2 separate regions of the Mus musculus genome follow, and region 1 is linked to region 2. A link is a loop called in an ENCODE intact Hi-C map of the cell type or tissue named here. Cell type or tissue: heart. All regions are shown on one strand. Links, peaks and the distances in the headings refer to the core of each region. The heading gives the core; the rest is flanking DNA.

What was found. A loop is a pair of places that touch in the nucleus more often than their neighbours do. Peaks named below come from ENCODE experiments on the same cell type or tissue, not always from the same donor. Only the 100,000 strongest peaks of a DNase experiment are listed, where the experiment ranks them.
Region 1: it touches region 2 in a loop (2.5-fold over the local background); 5 of 42 quality-filtered maps call a loop at or near these places.

Annotation. Positions count from the first base shown.
Region 1 is chr14:16,496,857-16,508,015 of GRCm38, forward strand. All of the region lies in intron 3 of Rarb (retinoic acid receptor, beta), which reads right to left. Among named protein-coding and RNA genes, the nearest start is that of Rarb, 73 kb to the right of the region's middle. In heart, for the core only: no CTCF peak of the experiment used is centred there; no DNase peak of the experiment used is centred there.
Region 2 is chr14:16,571,157-16,582,315 of GRCm38, forward strand. It overlaps Rarb (retinoic acid receptor, beta), which reads right to left and starts at 4,320. Exons shown (of 8, transcript NM_011243.2): 1 at 3,702-4,320. The coding sequence starts at 3,858. In heart, for the core only: CTCF peaks have their summits at 4,502 and 6,105; DNase peaks (open chromatin) are centred at 3,875 and 4,375; H3K4me3 peaks cover 3,776 bases; H3K27ac peaks cover 3,738 bases.

The DNA.
Region 1 (11,159 bases), core at 1,975-9,974, 74 kb before region 2:
GACCTTCCCGGTCTATTGGTCTTCTCTGAGAAAGTATGCTACTAAATCACTCCATTTTGAACAGGCAGTGAAATTTCTCAGTACTGTTTTAATATTTACTGTTGCAAAATCAAAATACAGTTAGAAATCAGATTGAGTGATGGGGTATGTCTTGTCCCCACAAATAAAAATGGACAATGGTGATATAGTCCTATAATGTAATATTTCTGTCCTACAATCACCTTGAAAATAAAACTTTCTGCTTTATTAAACCATGAAGGGAGGGTACACAGGTAAAATGCATTATGGGGCATTCAGGAGGAAAGTTCTCGTGAACAAATGCAGTGCTTGCTTTCCCTGGTTCCAATATTGAACATGCCCACCGCTGCTCCACCAGCTCTTCAGGTAATTGCTCAATTCTGCACTCTGGCAGGAAAGGCAGAGTATAGGAGAAGCGAGCTGAGATAATCAATATTTTACAGTGGCAGGAGGAAGGGCTAAGGCTGAGTGTGGTGTGCTTCAAGAGGAGACACTCTAGACTGCTCTGTGCATGGCTTTATTGAGCAATTAAGTTGCCACCCTCCAGAGAGCTGCTGTCATCTGAGGAGGTACTTCTGGGCTTCTTTCACCCCCCTCCCCCAGAACCCAGGGGCCAAAGGAGAACTCCTGGTTGCTACTTTCATGGAGGTGTTTGTTTCCAAACACAGGCCATCTGCCAGCTATTTTTGAAGCACTTGCATATTTGCCCAGCCAGCTCTCTGTGCTGAGAATTATATTTGGTCACAGGGGTTTTTATCAACGTCTATTTAGAGCAGAATGAAAAATAGCTCAAGATGAAATCAGTGTTTCCAGCCAAGATTATGAGCTGCTCCTTCCTTCCTACAGGGTGGGCATTTGGTCTCCTTCTCTTTTCCCTCTCCTATTCCAAAACTGCCTGCTGCCTTTCTTTAGAGTGTCCAAGTTTAACTGGTACTACTTCCTTAGCAGAAGTATACAAAATATTCGTGTACCTAAACAAATTATAGATTTAACAATGTGCTGGGTTGGCATGCAGGTTTAAGTGGAGGCAAGTGTGTCCTGTGGGAACCAACTGAATGGTGCTCTCTGTTGCTACCCACCATGGAATGAGTACCAAGACATCATTTCCTACGGGAGCTTCTGGAGGAACAGGAGAGACAAAAGTGGCTCAATGTATCAGTGAAGTTTAATATTTTCTTGAACTCACATTTTATTTGAAATCTGTGTGATTTAAATCTCCAGCTTTTGGGAAGATGAGTGAAAACCTCCTAAGTGAGAATCTCTAGTTTGGAAGCTTGCTTTCTTACCAACCTATTCCATGTTCTGCTAAGTGCAAGGTCCTGGGCCCAGACTCCCCAGGTTTAGAGCCAGCATAGTGGCAACAATGGGAGGGTGTCACTTGCCTGTCTGACTGTTTCTCTGGGGTTTGAATGCCATCTCAATAGAGGTGTCACTAGTTTTCATTGCATCACAGAGAGGAGGCAGTAACCCATGCATGCCCCCTGTTGCCTGCAGTTGGATCTACTTGGACCCTTGTTCACAACACAGGGTGGAGGCAGCCCAGAGAGAAAGCAGGGGAAAACACTGCAAGAAGAAAACACAGCACAGACTTTGAGGCTATAGTAAATACGGGACGCATTGAGTTGTGGTGTATGTCATGAGGCAAGAGGGTGGCAGGGTGTCAAGATTAGCTTCTTCTGGACACCCCTCAGCGGCCGCACTGGGATCTCCTCATGTAGAGATACTTGTGACTGATCTGTGAGTCACGAGGAGTTATCAGTCCTGATACAGCATCAGTTGGTTTCGGGTGGAAGCTCTGTCATGGCTTAGGAGTACCTACTACCTCTCTTTGTGAGTATAGAGCTAAACCTTTGGGGGCAAATTTCAGATTCAAGAGAAGCTTTTCCTTTGAGTACATGGCCTGTGGGGTAGCCCAGAGCATTTGCTGCTCTGTGTAGTCACAGCACTGCTGATGGCACGTGCTACTCAGTGGTGGCCAGGTACACCAGCACCATGGCAGGAAGAATAGAAGATGGCATTGATGCTTAGCTTAGTTCTGTTTTTAGCATCTGCCTCGTTTCACTGTCTACCCCTCCTCACAACAGCCACAAATCTGATCTTATCTTCAGGCTATAAATGCCCCAAAGCCTGAGGCCCAAGATATTATGGAATTTGGCAAGGTTACATAGATCTGGGTTTTGAGTGTGACCTGAACCCAGTCTGCCCAAGAGTCTGCTGTATGATGTCACACTGCCAGGTTGCTCCTGGGAAGGTAGAGGCATGCTGCAACTGGATGTCCCCTACAGGTCTCACATTGCATCATCTGTTCACTTGATGTTGTTCCTGCACTGATGTTCAGCCCCTGTACATATGCACCTACTCTGTTCCTTGCTTATATTAACTATCATGTGACCAAATCCTGAAGGTCCAAAAAAGGTAAGACCTGGGCCAGAGAGATACAGAGAGATATCTCAGAAGATTGGGTATTAGATGTGCAAGTATAAGGAACTGAGCTTGATCCCCAGCATCCCTTAAAAGGTGGCACTGAATTGTGTATGGCATCCCAATGCTGCATATATGTCATCACAATCCCAAAGCTGCATGTATGGAATCCCAGTGATGCATCTATGTCATCATCATCCCAATGCTGCATGTATGTCATCATCATCCCAATGCTGCATGTATGTCATCATCATCCCAATGCTGCATGTATGGCATCATCATCCCAATGCTGCATGTATGGAATCCCAATGCTGCATGTATGGAATCCCAGTGATGCATCTATGTCATCATCATCCCAATGCTGCATGTATGGTATCATCATCCCAATGCTGCATGTATGGAATCCCAATGCTGCATGTATGGAATCCCAGTGATGCATCTATGTCATCATCATCCCAATGCTGCATGTATGTCATCATCATCCCAATGCTGCATGTATGTCATCATCATCCCAATGCTGCATGTATGTCATCATCATCCCAATGCTGCATCTATGGCATCATCATCCCAATGCTGCATGTATGGCATCATCATCCCAATGCTGCATGTATGCCAGGAGCATCCCTGGGGCTCACTGCCTAATTAGTCAAGCTAAATTGTAAGCTCTTAGTTCAGTGATGGATCTTATCTCAAAAATAAGATGGAGAGCAATTGAGGAAGACAATCAACATACACCTATGGCCTTCACATGCATGTTCACATGTACCCCATACACATGTGTACATACATATACGAACACACAGAAATTCATGCTCAGATACCATTCATTCTCAAGTTTGCAATTGCTCTGAAGATGAAGAAGGCTCTGTAAGACAAAGGCAGCCCTGTGAGGAAATAGCCAAGGAGTGAGAACTACAGATTCTAGCCCTGGGACCTCTCAGTACATACACCAGGACTCCTCAAACACTAATACTTCTAGGACCATCTTCCTGGTATTTCACAGAGTAACACTTCTTACAGTTTTGTCTCCAAGTGACTTTATTTACTAGTTACTTAAAATGCAGAGGATGTGTGTGCATGGCCACTGTAGGGAAGACAGTATTATCATTTGCCATAAGTAGAAAAAATCAGGTTTTTCAGATCAGATTAATTGTTTAGTTTTGCAAGTAAAATTTTATTGGAAGAAAACCACACTCAAGATACAAGAGACTCCAAGGGTTCTGCCAAGCCTAAAATACTTACTCTGTCACACTTAAGAAAGTTTGCAGGCTTCTGAAGTAGATCCAACCAGTCTCTGTTAGGCTTTGATACCCTCCTCTGTGTGTTACTGAGATCAGGAGAGACCAGGGAGGTATTAATTAAGGTTGTCCAAGCATTGTTGAGACTGAAAGCTTAAATGAGGACTGCACAGGGAATAAGGCTCTCTATGGGACCCGAAGCTCTTCCAGGCAAGTCAGAGCCTTCAGTTACTATGTAATTTTGTGCAGAGACTGTGGTTAGAGAAACACTGTAGCAGTTTCTTAGCTTCAAGACACCATAGTGGTAACCTGGTGATTTCAGGAATGGATTCCCACAGGAAGATGAGAGACAGGAGAAGAACAAGCCAGAACTGCATCACCTGAGAAGTGAAGTGTGGCTAAAAGAATCTTGAACATTGGAAACCACCAGTGTGGCTTCAGGAAGTGTGACTGCTAACTTTCCTGTGGTGGTGCCTGGATGTGGAATCATCTCAGAGGCACCCCTCTGGGTATAAGGGTGTGTCTAGTGGGGTTTGCCTGAGGTGCAAGTGGGCAGTACCGCCGTCTGAAGGGAAGTAAATACCAATCTAAAGAGGAAAAGAGACGCTATCTGAAGGCCAGCACTCCTGCCCCTGCCTTCTGATTGGCCGGGATGTGAGCAGTCAGCCTTACACTTCCACCATCCCAGGGGAAAGCAGCTCCCTTCACACTGGCTTCCCTGCCTGATGAATTCTATTCTCTTAGACTGAAAACCAAAATAAACCCTCTTCCACTGAGTTGCTTCTTGTCATGCATTTAGTTATAGCAAAAAGAAAGGTAATACAGTCTGGCCTCTGGACCTCAGAATACAGAATCCCTCTTCCTGTCCGTTGTCCCACCCTGGATGACCCACAGTTCCCAGAGTTGCATTTTAGATACACGTTTTAGTAAGGACACTCAGTGCCCTTTCTGGGCAGCAGGCTGCATTAATATCCTCCCCTAGTGCTTTCTCATGCAGCTGACTGCATGAGCAGTCCTGGGGAGGAGAACCAAGTGTGGATAACAGGTTCCTGCAGAGGGAGAGGGAAGGTACCAATCCAGCCAAGAGAGGATGGTGGCAGAAGGGATGATAGCTCAGCATTCACAGTCAGGTGGTAGGTTTCACACTACCTGAGAGACTGATGACAGACCACACTTCATTCTAACTGACCTAGGAAGAGATACTTGGAGCTGGGTTCTAGGACACTCAGATACTGTCCCATCATCTGGTTATACATTTTGGTAACTCTAGGCAAATGAGCCTTGGTGAGCAGGAGCCAGGGAAGGCAGGCATTCCCTTTAGAAATGAGGCTCATAAGTTTTGCTTTTGGCACTTTAGCAAAATATTTTTGGGGCCGTGCATCTACCCAGTTTTTCAAAGATCTCCCACAAAGAGAGGCTCTCACTTTGATCTCCTAATGCCTCATCCAGGTTGTGGTTATATCCACCAGCATGAAGCTGTCATCTCCCAACAAATGGAAAGAAAATGGCTGTTTCACACCTATTGTACAGCAAGCACAACATTAAATGCTCACACCTGTGCTCCACAGGGCCCTGTAATGTGGCAGAAGAGTCCTCATGTCAGAGCATCTGGGGCAGAAGGACAGCTAAAGAGCTGCCTGCTCTGAACAACTCAAATCCCAGGGGCTTTCTCACGCTCTGGCCTGCTGTGTGGTACGAGTGCCCATTCCCCTAAGGTGGAGCTGAAGCAAGTGCCCGCTCTCAGGAGAGACCAGCAGTGGTGAGACTCTTGTAGGTAGAGTTACAGGAACTTGGATGCTTCCTTTAGTCTGAGAGTCACCTGCTCATGACCTAGTGTGTGGGGATGGAACCCTGCTCAGACAGAATGTGCAGTTGTACTTCCAGGGCAGTCGTAAGCTGGCATCACATCCGTCTTCCAGCCTGTCACTTACTTTTAGGTTATGAGTGGGGATCAATGGGTCATGGAGCAAAATGTGAGGGATAGTTATGGCACCTCTGCTGAGTGCAAAATCTGCAAAGGCAGTTAAGCTGGGGTGAACGAGGAAATAGAGGAAAATTAGAAAGACATTATCACCCTGATGATGATCTTCATGGAAATTCCTGAGTACACAGGGAAACTTACCCTATGATTTTCCTTGTTATGAAGTCTGTGAGACCGAGTAGGTGGGCACCCATAAAATTTGTAGAGCAGCCGAGGCGATTGTGCTTGGGGTAGAGGCCCTGGGTCCAAAGGGTTTGTTATAATGAATTAGCACAGACTCTCAACAAAGATGCTTGGAGAAGCTCTTGGTGGAAGCAGTGTCTGAGGTAAACATTTTTATTCCATCAGCCTGCCTTGGGGATGGTTATACCTACTACACATGCATGTTGGCATTTAGAGACTTTGTAAGGGACCTTTTAAAAGTTCAACATACCTCAAATGAGAAGGTGTCAATGAGTGTTTAGGGACTGTTAAATGTGAAGATCATTTGCTTGTTCTTTTATAAATTCACTCAAACTGCCACATAAAGAGGAGGAGGAAGAAGAGGAAGAGGAAGAGGAGGAGGGGGAGAAGGGGAGGAGGAGGAGGAGGAGGAGAAGGAGAAGGAGGAGGAGAAGGAGAAGAAGAAGACCCAACAATAATACTATGACATAGACACTAAACACCATTTTTTTTTTTGTGAACAAAATCAAAGATGTTTTGCCCCCTACTCAAGAGCACAGCTACCTAATCATAAACAGGCAACCAAGGGGTAGCCTTCATCAAGCTGCAGGGGAGGGGAGGGGAGGGGAGTGGGGGGAAAGAAAAGGGGAGGGGAGGGGAGGGGAGGGGAAGGGAGGGAAAGGGAAGGGGAGGGGAGGAGAAGGGAAGGGAAAGAGAAGGGGAGGGGAGGGGAGGGGAGGGAAGGAGGGGAGGGGAGGGGAAGGGAAGGAGGGGAGGGGAGGGGAAGGGAAGGGAAGGGAGGGGAGGGGAGGGGAGGGGAAGGGAAGGGAAGGGAGGAGAAGGGAGGGGAGGGGAGTGGAGAGAAAGGGAGGGGAGGGGAGTGGAGGGGAGGGGAAGGGAAGGGAGGGGAGGGGAAGGGAAGGGAAGGGAGGGGAAGGGAAGGGAGGAGAAGGGAGGGAGGGGAGGGGAAGGGAAGGGAGGGGAGGGGAAGGGAAGGGAAGGGAGGGGAAGGGAAGGGAGGAGAAGGGAGGGAAGGGAGGGGAGGGGAAGGGAAGGGAAGGGAGGGGAAGGGAAAAGGGGAGGGGAGGGGAGGGGAGGGGAAGGGAGGGAAAGGGAAGGGGAGGGGAGGAGAAGGGAAGGGAAAGAGAAGGGGAGGGGAGGGGAGGGGAGGGAAGGGAAAGAGAAGGGAAGGGAAGGGAAGGGAAGGGAAGGGAAGGGAAGGGAAGGGAAGGAAAGGGAAGGGAAGGGAAAGGAAGGAAAAAAGAAAAAATCAGAAAGAAGAAATGAAGTACAGTCTGGGATCAGCACTATAGGATTTGCTGTCTACAGAAGACATGATGTCACATGTATTTTTGGCAGTTTTGGAGATGAAACCAGTGTCTCAGGCATACTAGACAGAGCTTTTCTCCTGAGCCACACACTTCTATTTTTTTTTTTTTGATATATGCTAAAAGATACTTTTCCATGCTTTGGCTCTCTTATTTGGGCAAATTAAATCTCAGTCTTAATCTGAAGGGGCTGGCATAAGACATACACCAGTGACAACAGACAACTGTGTTCACAGAGGGGCATATGACACAAATCAGACCAACGGACCACAGCCTGGACTATGATCATGATCTGAGTCTGTCTCTCTGTCCCTCTGTCTCTCTATCACTGTTTCACTCATTCACTACTTCCCCCCTCTGTCCCTCCTCCAGGAAGACAAACCTGGAGCTGCTTGTGGCCATCTTTGTCAGCCACAGGAAAGAGCTTTCTAACTAGGAAGGCAACAGCAGCACACAGCATTGATGAAGATAAAGGCACACAAGCCCTTTAGGCCATAACTCACATGGACTTTCTGTGATATATGCTGATTTTCAGCTAAGCTACTCTGAGTTTCTGTCACTTTCAGTCAAGGGCTCTCTTTTCTGTCAGATGTCTCCCAGGGCTCTATTTTCTACATACCAAATCCAAGATCTCTTGGTTCATAATAGCTTCTGCATCTCACAATTATGGATGCAATGACTGTACTTATCTCAGGCACTTCTGGGATCACTGGGTAGTATCTCGCCCAGTGACTCTAACAAATCAATAAGTTCCATGGTTGGGTCTGAGTAGGAGTATCAAAGTTGAAAAAAATGGGTGAGGAGAAGAGCTATGCTTGAGTTGGAGACGTGGTTCTTCTTGCATAGGAAGAGATGGCAGGCATGAGCTGTTCGCCTTTCTGAGTTGATGTGCTTATGTGTCAGGCAAGTGAAACCAATCTCTAAGATCCTTTTTCAGTTCTAACATTCCAGAAGTGTCTATTACTCCAGGCTCCTCTCCAGTATTATGGTGTGGTGTAATTGGTTACAATTCTCATATTTGTCTGCTTCCTTTTGTTTCAACTTAAAAAATACTCTATTAGACTAATTTCTGCATTTCAAGTACTTATTTCCTCTCCAATTTCCTTCTAAGAAAAACATTTATTTTTGTGTAGTTGGACATAACAATCCCATTTTCTTCCCATTTCTATATTTTTAAATCTAATTAAGGTGATAAGTTCCTTGAGAGTTGAAGTTGGGATTTTCCTGTGTGTGTAAACATTATTATTTTTTTTAATTACCAATTAAGCTGCCAATTTTGACAGAGAAACAGGATATGGGTTTTAAGTAATATAAGCAGGAAATGGATCTCCAGCTCACACAAAATAAATACAAAACTACTGATTTTTCTCCTAGTTCACATCTGATTTACTCATTTATAACCTTAATCCGAGTTGAAGTTCTCCCACACAAATACAAAGGACCTCCATGTTGATAGGATCAGAAAAGGAGCATCAGGTGATCTGCCAAGTGTCATCCATGTAAATGTCATGGCATGGGTGTCAAACCAAAAGACCAGAACATCAGGTGACTCTCCTGGTATCACTTATGTAACTATCATGGTCATTTCAGGTCAGCAGGCCTTTCTCGGCAGGGAAGAAGGGTCGGTCCTAAGATAATTGAACATCAGCTTCCCAGCTCCACAGTTCTTGCTCACTAGTAACTCACTCCATTTGGAGAGATCAAGTAGTTGAATAATAAGTGGCCACATGATCTTTCCTGTACAAATAGAGCTTCCCAGGGGGAATGGTCTGCACAGAACCTTTCTGACTGGCCGCCTAGCCCAGGATTTCTCCTGGGGACTCTATGTATGAACAGGACTTTAGCTCCAAAGTCCATAATGGGTATCTCTTGGTAAACATAATTGAATGATGTGGAGGTAGTGGCCATAGGGTTGGCTGGCACTGCAATACAGGGCTGCTGTTAAAGCTTGTTTTTGATCATTGGTCACCTGCTTTTCCATTAGAAGGCCTGCCTTGTCCTGTATATGACTCCACATTGTGCTTGCTTGCTTTCTGTCCACATGCTTTGGAAAGGAGAGCACATCTGTCCCAGCAATCTTAGTTTTGAATTCTCTTTCCTTTTTTTTTCCAATTTTTTATTAGATATTTTCTTCATTTACATTTCAAATGCTATCCCGAAAGTCCCCACCCTCCCCCACCCTGCTCTCCTACCCACTCACTCCCACTTCTTGGCCCTGGCATTCCCCTGTACTGGGGCATATAAAGTTTGCAAGACCAAGGGGCCTCTCTTCCCAATGATGGCTGACTAGGCCATCTTCTGCTACATATGAAGCTAGAGACACAAGCTCTGGGGGTATTGGTTGGTTCATATTGTTGTTCCATCTATAGTGCTGCAGACCCCTTCAGCTCCTTGGGTACTTTCTCTAGCTCCTCCACTGGGGGCCCTGTGTTCCATCCAATAGCTGACTGTGACCATCCACTTTTGTATTTGCCAGGCACTGGCCAGCCTGGCAGCACACCTAGAAGCTCTAGAACAAAAGGAAGCAAATTCACCGAAGAGGAGCAGATAGCAGGAAACAATCAAACTTAGGGCAGAAATCAACCAAGTGGAAACAAAAAGAATTATTCAAAGAATCAACCAAACCAGGAGCTGGTTCTTTGAGAAAATCAACAAGATAGATAAACCCTTAGCCAGACTAACTAGAGGGCACAGGGATGGTATCCTAATTAACAAAATCAGAAATGAAAAAGGAGACATAACAACAGAACCTGAGGAAATCCAAAACATTATCAGATCCTACTACAAAAGACTATACTCAACAAAACTGGAAAACCGGAATGAAATGGACAACTTCCTAGACAGATACTAGGTACCAAAGTTAAATCAGGATCAGATTAATGATCTTAACAGTCCCATTTCCCCTAAAGAAAGAGAAGCAGCGGGGCATGCCTTTAATCCCAGCACTTGGGAGGCAGAGGCAGGCAGATTTCTGAGTTCAAGGCCAGCCTGGTCTACAGAGTGAGTTCCAGGACAAGCCAGGACTACACGGAGAAACCTTCTCGAAAAAAACAAAAACAAAAGCAAAAACAGAAAAAAAAAAAAGAAAGAAAGAAAGAAAGAAAGGAAGAAAGAAAACAAAAGAAATAGAAGCAGTCATTAATAGTCTCCCAACCAAAAAAAGCCCAGGACCAGATGGGTTTAGGGCAGAGTTCTATCAGACCTTCAAAGAAGACCTAATTCCAACTCTCCTCAAACTATTCCACAAAATAGAAACAGAAGGTACTCTACCCAATTCATTCTATGAAGCCACAATTACTATGATACCTAAGCCACACAAAGATCCAACAAGGAAAGAGAACTTCAGACCAATTTCCTTAATGAATATCGATGCAAAAATACTCAATAAAATGTTCTCAAACCAAATCCAAGAACACATCAAAATGACCATCCAAGTAGGCTTCATCCCAGAGATGCAAGGATGGTTTGATATACGGAAATCCATCAACGTAATCTACTATATAAACAAACTCAAAGACAAAAATCACATGATCATCTCATAAGATGCTGAGAAACCATTTGACAAAATCCAACACCCCTTCATGATAAAAATCTTGGAAAGAGCAGGAATTCAAGGCCCATACCTAAACATAATAAAAGCAATATACAGCAATCCAGTAGCCAACATCAAACTGAATTCTCTTTCTTGAGACTAGCCTAGGTACATTTAGTGAACTGAGTATTGTGGTCAAAATGGACAGCCTAATATTAACCATGTTAATCCTATTCCTGAAGAGTAGAAACCCAAGCAATGAGGTCAGGGAAAGTTACAGGAAACAGTGCTAAGAAGTGTATGTGTGTCTTCTGAAAAATAGCTATCACAGTACCTGGGCTGCTTGGTAGCAGAAGAAGCCAGGCACCACTAGAGCAGTGTCACTAGGTGTGGGGCTCTCTTTCTTTAGTCCAGGCTCCTTCCTAAGGTTACAAAACAGTCCTTGGTTCACGCATAGCTCTTCTAATGTACAGTAAAAT
Region 2 (11,159 bases), core at 1,391-9,390:
TTTGCTGGTTCTGGATGGTCCAAAATGAGAAGGAGACCCCTCATTCATGCCAGCCAACCCAGCAGAAGCTGACACTCCAGTCACTTATCTAGTAAGAGAAAACAAGGACACATCCCATGCCAGGGCTTTCTGTTCCTACTTGACAGTTGATTCAAACCAGAGAGGCTAATCTGGTCCAAACTAACAGCTTACAGTTAAGAAGATGCAGGGCACTGCCCCTCCCATGACTTGGTTTGGGGCTTTGGAATTCACCCTTTTCTGGCAATAAAATTTAATCGCTGCTTTTCTGTTTCCCCTGTTCTAATTTGCAAACTCACCCATTTATCTGGAGATTGACAGATTTCTCTTTTCTTCTCTCTCTCTCTCTCTCTCTCTCTCTCTCTCTCTCTCTCTGGCGACTGGGAAAGAAAACTTTGTTCATCTTTTGTTTTTGAAGTGACCCTGTGGTGCACTCTCTCTGAGATTTCAGAAGTCCCCGTTCTTCTCTTCTTTCTGACACTGTCACTAAGTCATGCGGCTGAACAGCAGAAAATTATGTCCTACTTTAGAAAAACAAGTGGCCCTTTTTACTGAAATATTTATTCAAAATGCCACTCAGTTCACATGGCGGCTGTCGGTCTTCATGGAGTCTTTCTCAGAAGGTAACTTTGATTTTGCCACTCTGATCTCATGTTATAGCTCACTAGGAGAGGACTTCGCTTCCACTTAATACTTCAAACTCAGAGCCCAGCGCTTTACGAGGAGAACTTTTCTTCCTTAATCACACATTGCTAACTGTTCATTTTTAAAAATTTCTTCTGAATAGGCAAACCCCCATGTAAAAAGACTTTTTTCTCCCCTCTTTTGATGTGTGGAAAAGGGAGAACACGGGGAAAGGAGCCAAGATGTTGCCACTCTCATGACTTCATCAAAAGCAACTATATTTAGATTTTTTAAATAATGAGGTTTAATCCGTGCCCATAAAGCAATTAATTCCGCAAAACGTCTGGAGTTACCCAAAAACAAGAGAATCCAGGAGGTATCTGAATAGACCCTTGGTGACCCAGGGCCGTCTTTTTGTTATTTACACCACATTCCCTTAGTGGCCCCTAATCCTGATTTCCAATATTTATACCAAACAATCCACAGGCCCTACCACAACCAACAGCTGGTTGGCATATCAATTTTCTGTCTTTCAAATTAAAAGAAAAATAGAGAATTCTAACACTTGACAAAGTGAGGCTCTGGGGACAATATGTTCAAAGGTTTTCAACACACACAGACACATGGACTCGCACAAGTGCACACACACATACACACACACACACACACACACACACACACACACACACACACAAAACCTACATAAGCTTCCAAAGTTGGAGATAGTTTTGTGGAATTCAGTCCCAGGCTTTCTTTCCTCTCTGCCCCACTGTTTCTTCTGTATTAAGAGCAAAGTTGAGCTGCGTCTTTTCAAAACAGCCATTAGGTAAAATGGAAAACTAAGTCCACAGGATTTAAGCTGTTACTTATGCAAAGGTAGTTCACAGGGCTTTCCTTTCAAAAGCCCCAACACTGTAAGACACGGATACTTACTAGAATTTCTTTTGAAAGAATGTTTTAGTTATCCTTAATCTCTGGAATCAACAGAAAGAACTGGGATTCCTTGGTTTGTGGACAACAGAGCCAGTCTGAGCCAGTCTGCGGGGTACCGGCAATATTGACACTTGACTCGGTTCAGCTCTAGGTTGGAGTATGAGTTGAAACCCTAGCTGAAGCGGACCACAATGAGCCCTGATTGCCTTGCTTACAAAAACAAGACACTGGAATTCCTGAAACCCTTTTGTCAAATGCTTTTATTTACTTTGTCTAAAGCAGGTTTCTTTGATTAGCGAAACCTTGGTGCTATCCACAGTTTTTGCTTATCAGCTCGCCCTAGGCTAGTGAGTGACAGTCAGCTCGGCTCTCCCCAGATAAAGCAAATCCCTTGTTTAACATTATCAAGAGCAAACAAAGCTTTTCCCTCCACTCTTGAAACCTAATAGGTAAGTTAAGCAGGGTAATTGCAAAAGGGAGAATTTCTATAAGTAACTCCTCTCCACAGAATCTCTTTCCAAGACAGGTCTTCCCTTCTACTAAAAATGTTTCAGGACAATCCTCTCTAAGAAGTCAAAGTTTCCTCGTGCCCAGTCCCTAGAATCTCAACTAGAACGTTGGCATCAGTTTAATTGCTATGGAAAGGAGGGCTTGAGGGCATGCTAGTGACTGGAAAATATTTTCTAATGCTAAAGTTTTTTGCCTTCTCCAAAAAGAAAATGAGTAGCAAAGAGGAGAGGGTATTTGGGGAGCCGATGACTATTAAGGCATTTCCTGGAGCGATCGATACTCTGTGTGCCTACATGGGGCTCTGTGAATACTAAGTTGGATGGCAAGGCCTTTGGCATCAAATAAATGGTTAATGGTTTTCCAACTCCAAACCTGTTGATTTGCTGGCCCAAGAAGTAAGTCTTTTTTTTTTTTTCTTACTGTCCTTTTTCCTAAGAAAAAGTTTCAGAGAGTCAGCTGACATGCTGCCCCTGCCCCTCCTCTATTTTGCCTTTTGCCTCTCTCTTTAGACAAGTCACCTTGTTGTTAGGAAAACTCAATTTCTCCCAGTTAAACTTTGACCGCTTTGTAAACAAGGATTTAAAATGTCATTTTCAGGCTAATGCTCCAATGAATTGTCAAATCAAGTACTAAAAACATTTTGATAGATAGATGAGCCATTTATCTAAATCACTGTCAGGGTGGCGAAGCATCCTGCAGGCTCCCACTACCATCAGCTCTATGTAAGATTTCCCAGGACTCCTGGTCATTTCTCAGGCCTGCAGCTGAGCTACTGTTGACTGATGAAGCTGAAGCACCATGTCAGCATCAGATAACCAAACAGTCAATATTGTTTTTGAAAACGAGGCTACCCCATTTAGATTTCTTTTCCTTTAACTGAAGTCCAGGCTCCTGACTGAATTGTAAGGTATGGAAATAATGAATGGCCAGCCCGAGGGGTGTTGGTGACCAGGAGTAACCTAGCAAAACAGAAACTTCTTAGACCAACAAAGTAACTCGGAGAGATGGCAGTGGGGTCACAGCTAAGACATATTGCCTTTTCTCGGTGAAGGGAACGAGGGAGGCAGCATCTTGCACCATCCTGCCCGGTACATTATGAACTCTGATTAACCGCCTTTACACGGTTGCATTCCTTGAAGAGACCATGTCATATTTTAATTACTTTGCACTGTTGAAATACATAAGGGGGAAGTGTTACTGAGCTCGTGGCTAATCCCAGCAAAGTTAAGTCCCCTCTCTACCCGTTACACAAATTGCATGGAATATCAGATTGCACTACTTGAAGAATGTTCAAAGTCCGTGGTCACCTTCTATTTTTCCCCTTCCTTTCGTACTTATTTAAAAACAAACAAACAAACAAACAAAAAACACCTATCTTCAAGAAAGAATAGGGTGGTAAGGGAGAACAGGGGCGCAGGAGCGTTTCAAGAAACCTCTCCAAGGGAATTTCAGCAGAGGGAATCCATATGCATGGCAGCCTATCACACCCCTTCAGCATTAAATCATTAAACCCTTTGTCTTGCCACCACTGCACTTTATTCCAGTGTCTTTATTGCATGCAAGAGAGACATTTATTTTTCCTTGGTAAAAGAAAGGAAAAAAAATAATAAACCTACATTGAGCAGTATGCCGGTGCTGCCATTCGGCCTGGGTGAATCCACTGAGGCAGGCTTTGAGAGCCTTTTCCTGCAGCATGCAGGAGGAAGGGCTCGCGGTGTAGAAATCCAGGATCTGCCCGGGACTCACTGACAGAACATCCATACAGTCAAACATGATCTCTCCGCACCGCGCTCTGCAAAAGTGCTTATCCTCTAGGTGTGGAGGCGAGCCGCACAGAAAAGTCCACGAACTCCATCAAACTCTGCCCCTTTTTTGGCACGTAGGCTGTTGGTCTTTTTCCCAGCCCCGAATCATGAATTATGACAGACAAGCCAGCTAAAAGCCTGTAATTGATCCAAATGATCATTTACCATTTTCCAGGCTCGCTCGGCCGATCCAGCCAGGGCGGGGGTTCCCGCACCGATCCCAAGTTCTCCCTTCCAGGCGACGCCCGCGCAGGCCTCCGGGAGCGCGCGGGTCCTACCCCGCCGGTGCCCAGACGCTCCCTGCCCGGGTGGCTCGCGTCCTCTGCATCCCAGTCTTGTGGCCGCGGCGCACGGGAACTCTGGTCCCCCCCTTTGGCAAAGAATAGACCCTCCTGCCTCGGAGCAGCTCACTTCCTACCACTTCTGTCACACGGAATGAAAGATTGAATTGCCTAATATATGCGAGTGAACTTTCGGTGAACCCTTCCCGGGCTGCTAACCTTCAAATGACCCAACCAGTCTGACATCACCAACTCCCAGGATTCTCACAGCGCTTAAAAACTCCCAGCAGCCCTGCAAGAGCCTTCAGCCAGCGAGTCCGCGGCCAGCCGCGCGGTGCTCCCCACGGCTCAGCGTGCAAACAATGCCAGGAGCGCAGGGAGGAGCGGGAGTGCGGCTGCGGTTTGCGCCTTTTCATCGGCCGGCCCTGGCAGGGAGACCCTCGCCCTCAGCTCGCCTCTGAAATTCCTCTCTGCTCTCCTGTTCCTGGCCAAGCCCTTGCAACTTAGGTATCTTTCCACTCCCGTAAAAGCACTCCGCAAGCCCCGAACTGCCCATCAGGAGCCCCGCCACCGCTCGCAGAGGGAAGCCTCTGGGGCCGGGAAACTTTCCATTAAGCCTGCCGTCTTTTTATTCCTTCTTCATATTATTATTATTATTATTATTATTATTATTTCCTCCCTTTTTCTCACTCTTTCAGGCTTTAGCTGAGCTCGCTGAAGGGATTGTCCTAGCTCCGGAGGGGAGAGAAAAGTCCCTTCTGGGATCTACTTAGACTTTAAAAACCCTGCAGGCAGAAACACCTGGAGCAGTCACAGATTAGTTGCACCAAACTCTGTTCCTAATCTCACCTTTCTCTTCTTTCTATCCACCACCTCCCTCCCCCCACCCCCCACCCCCCACCCCCCATTGCCAATCGCACTCTCACAAACACAGAAAGTGAAAGGCAAAACACAGAGACTGAGGTGTGTGTGTGTGTGTGTGTGTGTGTGTGTGTGTGAGAGAGAGAGAGAGAGAGAGAGAGAGAGACAGACAGACAGAGAGAGATATAGAGACAGAGAGAGACAGAGAGAGATATAGAGACAGAGAGAGACAGAGAGAGATATAGAGACAGAGAGAGACAGAGAGAGATATAGAGACAGAGAGAGAGAGACAGAGAAAGAATTTTAGATTCTGGTTTGCTGGTTGGTGAAAACAGTAACTCTGTCACTGGCCATCTGTGTGTCTAGGAAAATACTGATTTTCTCTAGGACCCAGTTTTCTCATCTGTATACCATCCATAGAACGTAAATAACTACCTGTCACTTCTCAATAAACACACAAAAGGAATATTAGCAGTGTCTCAGCCTCCTGTTTCTAGCTGTGGGACTTTTGCCAAGGATACCCAGACCTTCCTGAGGCTACAGTGTTCAGCAGTTAGTAGACTTGTGCCCTGTCTGAACCCACGCCAATCCTCAGTCTATGCACAGAGTGTTGGTGGCCACTTCGTCAGGCACAGGTCCCCACACATAACGTGGAGTTTGAAAATACTCCTCATACTGGGCAAGTATGAGGGTTTTATAATTCTGAAAGCTAGACTTGGCTCAGACCACCCCTGTCCAATTATACCTGTTTTAAAAAAATACAAATAAAAAACCTAATCTTCAGACAAGAGGATTTCTCTTTTCTTTTTTTAACTGGTTACACTGACTCAGCCTAGGGGAAGGAGCAGAATTTTTTTTAGTTGTTCTCAAAAACCCAGAGGCAATTAATATAGATGCAGCCAAACAGCCAGCACTTTCAAAAAGGGAAGCCACCTGCAGCTAGCTTCCAACTTCTCCATTGGAAAGAAGATGCCGGGCAGAGCCAGACTCTGCTTCCTTCTCTGCCAAGCTGGGAATTCTCCCACAGGAGGCTGGCAAGGAAATGGGTGGGGAAGCCCTGACTCCTGTCTTCCTTTGTGGGCAGTGCAGGGAGGGAAGGACACTGACACACAGGGGAGCCTGTCAGGTACACCCACCCTTGCTGAAATGCCCTTCTGACTAGTTTGCTATTATTTGGCTGTCCTGGCACAGGATGGGAGCATGCTGCACACTCCTCCTTAGGGAGTGAGTGTCCCTAAGAAAGCCCTCTATACCTGCAGCATAGGAAGCTCAGCGTGCTGAAGGGAGAGCTCTCACTGGAAGTGCACACTGTTTTGCTTTCCTTTCTGTAGCCATTTTGTTAGAAACTTGTCAACTACAAAGACAACACACATTACAAAGCGACCACTTAACTGACCACCACTGAACAATTGTAAAGATACAAAACGCTGGGCTATGTGTGACTTTCTGCTTGGCCCAAGAGACTTACTGTCCCTGAATGCTTCCTTGAGGTCTTGGGTTCCCTGGAAACAGAGTCACGAGCACCTAGTATTGGAGGTGGAGGAAAAGGTATGGGCAGAGGGGAGAGGAACTGAACAGAACTGAAATAAGTTAGAGGTGAGAAAGCTTGGCACCATGGCAGATACCTGTGTCTCAGGTGCCCTTTCTCCAGGAGGCTGCTGCACTTCCTTGTGGAAATTGCTAATAATGGTCCCAAAGTGCAGGGAGGCAGTGGTCATGGGAAAGAGAGGTTGAGCCCAGAAATGTCTTCCACAATATTCCTCCTTTGTGTGCCTGTGTGTTGCTAAAATTCCTTTTCTTCAGGAGACCTAAGCAATATTTAACCCTTCTCCTAACCCTATGGTTCCAAGGACAGAGGTCAGTATTACTAGAGGTCACTCTAAGGAACTTTGAGTTTACTGGGCTTCCTTACAAAGCATAATTGAAAAGTCACTTACAGGGATGTGTGGGGGTGCTCCCTCCCTAACTAGGCACTCTTGGAAGGTCTGTACTTCAGCAGAGAAGACAGCTTCCCCACAGCTATGTAGATGAAGACCACATTCCTCATATATTTAAGGCCTTCCCCAGGCCATGGGCAATTAAGGCAGAGTTGCATACAACAGGTGGTGGGGGAAGATGTCACCCTCCCCAGTCTTTCCTGGGGTGGAGCAGTATTATCAACAAGCCTAGCTAGGATTATCCCTTTGCAAGGGGACATAGCTGAAATCCCCAAGATAGCAGTTGCTTGGCTGAAAGGATACAGTCTCTAGCAAGGCTCTTTGTGGTTGTGGTGTGGTGATTGCTTGTGATTGGGGAATTTCTTTTTTTGCACAAGGATAATTTAGATTTATAATCACCTCGAGATTCTTTTAATTGTAGAGAAATGAACTTGATCAGTATTTAAATCTGCGTGGATGGGATATTATGGACTTCTTATAATGTAGTGGGACTCATAGTCAGTGAGTCATTTCTCATCATGGATTAATTACACCATTGGCAGCGATTGAGGCTATTAGGAAGTATTAATTCAAAAGCGGACTCAAGTTAACCACATTTCTTATCATTTTTTGGTCAGTAAATCTTCTCCCACCTTTTGAAAACATGATTCTTCTCTGAAGTCTTTCTTTTAAATAGAAGTAAGGAAAGCACCAATGAACATACACTATAAGTATATGCTCATGTATGATAGTGACTAATAAATATGGTAGAGTTAAACCTGAACCAATGTGTTCACAGTGACGCGTAAAGGAGTGACATCACTAAGTCTGATTTACATAGCTAGAAAGAACCGTTCCCATACCCTCCACAGACACCTGTTCTAACATGGACACCTCTTCTATTTTCTCTATTTGATCAATGGTCTAATGAACAACAAGAAAAACCAAACAAACAAAAATCCCCAAAAGTTTGAGAGTCAAATTCATTTTGTTTAAGAGTCACTGTGTACTTGTTTGCCAGTGTGACACAGCACATTTGAAAACCCTAATCATAAAGCATGGATTTATAGCCAGAGTTCAGGATCTACATCTGTTTCTCTGGGTTTGAAGCAGCAATTACCTCCTGGACAATCCTGAGTGAAACGCCATGAACCATGCTCAGCAAACATGTCAGAGCCAGAGAGTTTCCTGAAGAAAGAACCATGTCTGAATGCACATAGACAGCTTGGTCACAGCTACTCCTCCACACCCTCATGAATGCTCAGCTCCTCCAGGTTCAAATGCACCCACATGACCACAGCATGCACAATCTCACCTACACTGGAGCAGAGCATGCTGTTTTAAAAAGACACATCTAGCTTTTTAAAAAATAATAATGACTTTTTTTTCCTCTTAGGGCATTTATGTCATATTACTGTTGGGGGAATACTTGCCTGGATTTGATCCCCGGCACCACATAAATAGGGCATGGTGGCATACACCTATAATCTTGGCACTTGGGAGATAGAGGCAAGAGAGCAGGAAACCAAATTTATCCTCAGCTTCAAATGGACTTGGGCTCTAGGTTGGGATACATGAGACCCTCTCACCAAAACAAAACCAGGAAGTGTTTTCCTGTTAGTGACCTAAGCCCTCTTGGATTGGATTGTTCCCCTTTCAGTCGAGTTCCGTGGGCAGAGAAGACACTAGGGTTGCGCTAGAGCTCAGTGGTACCGGTGTGCCTAGCATCTCTTGGATTCCACATTTATCACTGAGAAAAACTGAAAAGACACCTATTGAGCAGTACCTGCCTCTTCAGGGAAGCTGAGGCAGGAGTGTGGATAGTGCAAGATGAACACCCGGGCTTGGCCTCCAGCCGTGCGGTTTTCATAGGCTTTGCCTGGCAACTCACCAAAGCCTCTGGCTAGTAGGCTGCTCTGAACACCTGCTGATGCACCAGAATGCATGCAAGTGAATAATACTGTTTGCAACTATGTTAAATGGAAATTGTTTTTTTACACCACCTGGCTGTGGACTAGGACTGGCCCATGTCTGTACCCTGGGTTCTCAGTATCTCAGAATTTAACTGAACTCTGTATCACCTTGTCTCTATTGCTCTAAGATTTAATACACATGAGGGCTTTTATTTGTGTGTTTTGTTTTTCCCTTTTCAGTTCTGGGATGAACCCCAAGGCCTGCCACGCTGAAGAGTGCTCCTGAGTCATACCCTACGCCCATACGTCTAGCACACCAGGCAAGCATGGACCATGAACCTGCTTTTCACTGAAGTCCCATAATCCAGTTTTGTTAAGACCTTCAATTTTCTTCTTTTGAAGCACTTTTCAGTTCAATTTGTTCACGCCAGGAATCCTGTGGCATTTATTATGTCTTTGGTCCAGGGTATTTACAGTGTGTCACTCAGACTCATCTTTGTTTCTTGGCACAGTATCTTACTTCTCCTTACTTCTCAGTTCCCTCTCTGAGAAATTGCTCACTGCTTTTCCACCTTTGAAACACACACTCCAGCTGAGCACACTGGCACTGCCTGAAACACCAGCACCGTAAAAGCTGGGGCAGGAAGACTGGGAGGTTGAGGCTCCTCAGGGCTACGACCTTGCCTTAAAAGCCAGCCAAACAACAAGACAACCCTGAGTTCCTGTTCTCTCCTGTCCTCCAACCCTGCTTTCTACTCCTTCATTTTCACAGACACCTTGTAGGACAGCAGCAGCAGGGAGATAAAGAATGGCCAAGTCAGTGCCCGCACAGCCAGCCTCGGTCTTACCTGGCCAGGGCTTGCTTACAGTTTCTTAGTATTGTTTTGTGTGGTGGTTTGAATAGGCATGGCCCCCATAGACTCATGTATTTGAATGCTTGGACTATAAGGAATTGCACAGTTAGGAATCGTGGCCTTGTTAGTATAGGTAATGGCGTTCCTGGAGGAAGTGTGTCACAGCGGAGTTGAGCATTGAAATTTCAATATGTTTAAGCTAGGCCTAGTGTGGCAGTCTCCTTCTGCTGCCTGTGGATCAAGATGTAGAACTCTCAGCTCCTCCAGCACACCTGTCTGCCTGCACGATGTCAAGCTTCCCATCATGACAATAATGGATTAAACCTCTATAAGCCAGACCCAGTTAAATGTTTTCTTTTATATGAGTTGCTGTGGCCATGGTGTCTCTTCACAGCAATGAATCCCTAATGAACACAGTCTGCTTGATTTTATTTTATTTTTGGGGGGGGGGGTTGTGTCTTAATTCAATGTTTTCCAATGAGATAAAATGAGACAACCCTCCTAGACAGGTGAATGATCAGAGGCAGAGCTTGATTCTTCTAAATGATGGAATTGCGAGTGGCATTTCAGTACCAAGGAAAAAGCCAAGGGCATGTCTCAGTTGCTGCCTACTCTCCTGCCTCAGTATGACCTCTTCAGAGACTGTGTGAGTGATCCAAGTAGTCCTCGGTCCTTAAACTTAATCTACTGCCTAATTCAACTGAAACTATTAAAAACTCTGTCCCTTAGTCACTTAGATGGATCTCATCCACTGGAAAGTCACAGCTAGTGCCTGGCCTGTGAACAGAACCATAGAAATGTAAGACGACATTGTTCAGAGTTCTGTCAGCATCAGACAAATGGTCAGGGAGACAGTGCTGGGAGGAAGGCACTGAGTTTAGACACTGGGTGAAACTTAGCTTTGCCTCTTCTTGGCTGCCTGACTCCAAGTGAGCGAGGTCACTTACTTACGAGGTCGCTGCAGGCTCACATCTCTCACCTACTCAATGCATTCTAAAGTGATACACCGTCTAGTATTGCCTCATGAACACATGAGATATAACTTAGAATATAGTATGGGATTCAGTATAACTTTCAAAATGCCAGGATGGGGTCTGCCAGGAGAAAGTACAGCCAGGAGCACATTGCCTGCTCCTACCCAGAGTGTGAGATGAAAGCCTAGATAATTCTTTCAGAGTAGACATTTCAACCTCATGCTTAGGCCAATGAGGACATTTCTGGGAGTTTCTGCACATGCCTGTTTAGGATCAGTATGTTATGTGCTGAACAAGTCTTTGTGAATGGAATTTCTAACCTATGATGTCTCATCTTAATTGTGAGGAAAAGAATGACCTCTGCCTTGTGCTATGTTGCTAAGCTATGGAGACCCAGATGTGAGTTGTATGAAGTGTATTCCTGAGACAATGTATTTTCAATTTATAGAAGATTCATCAGGAGATATCTC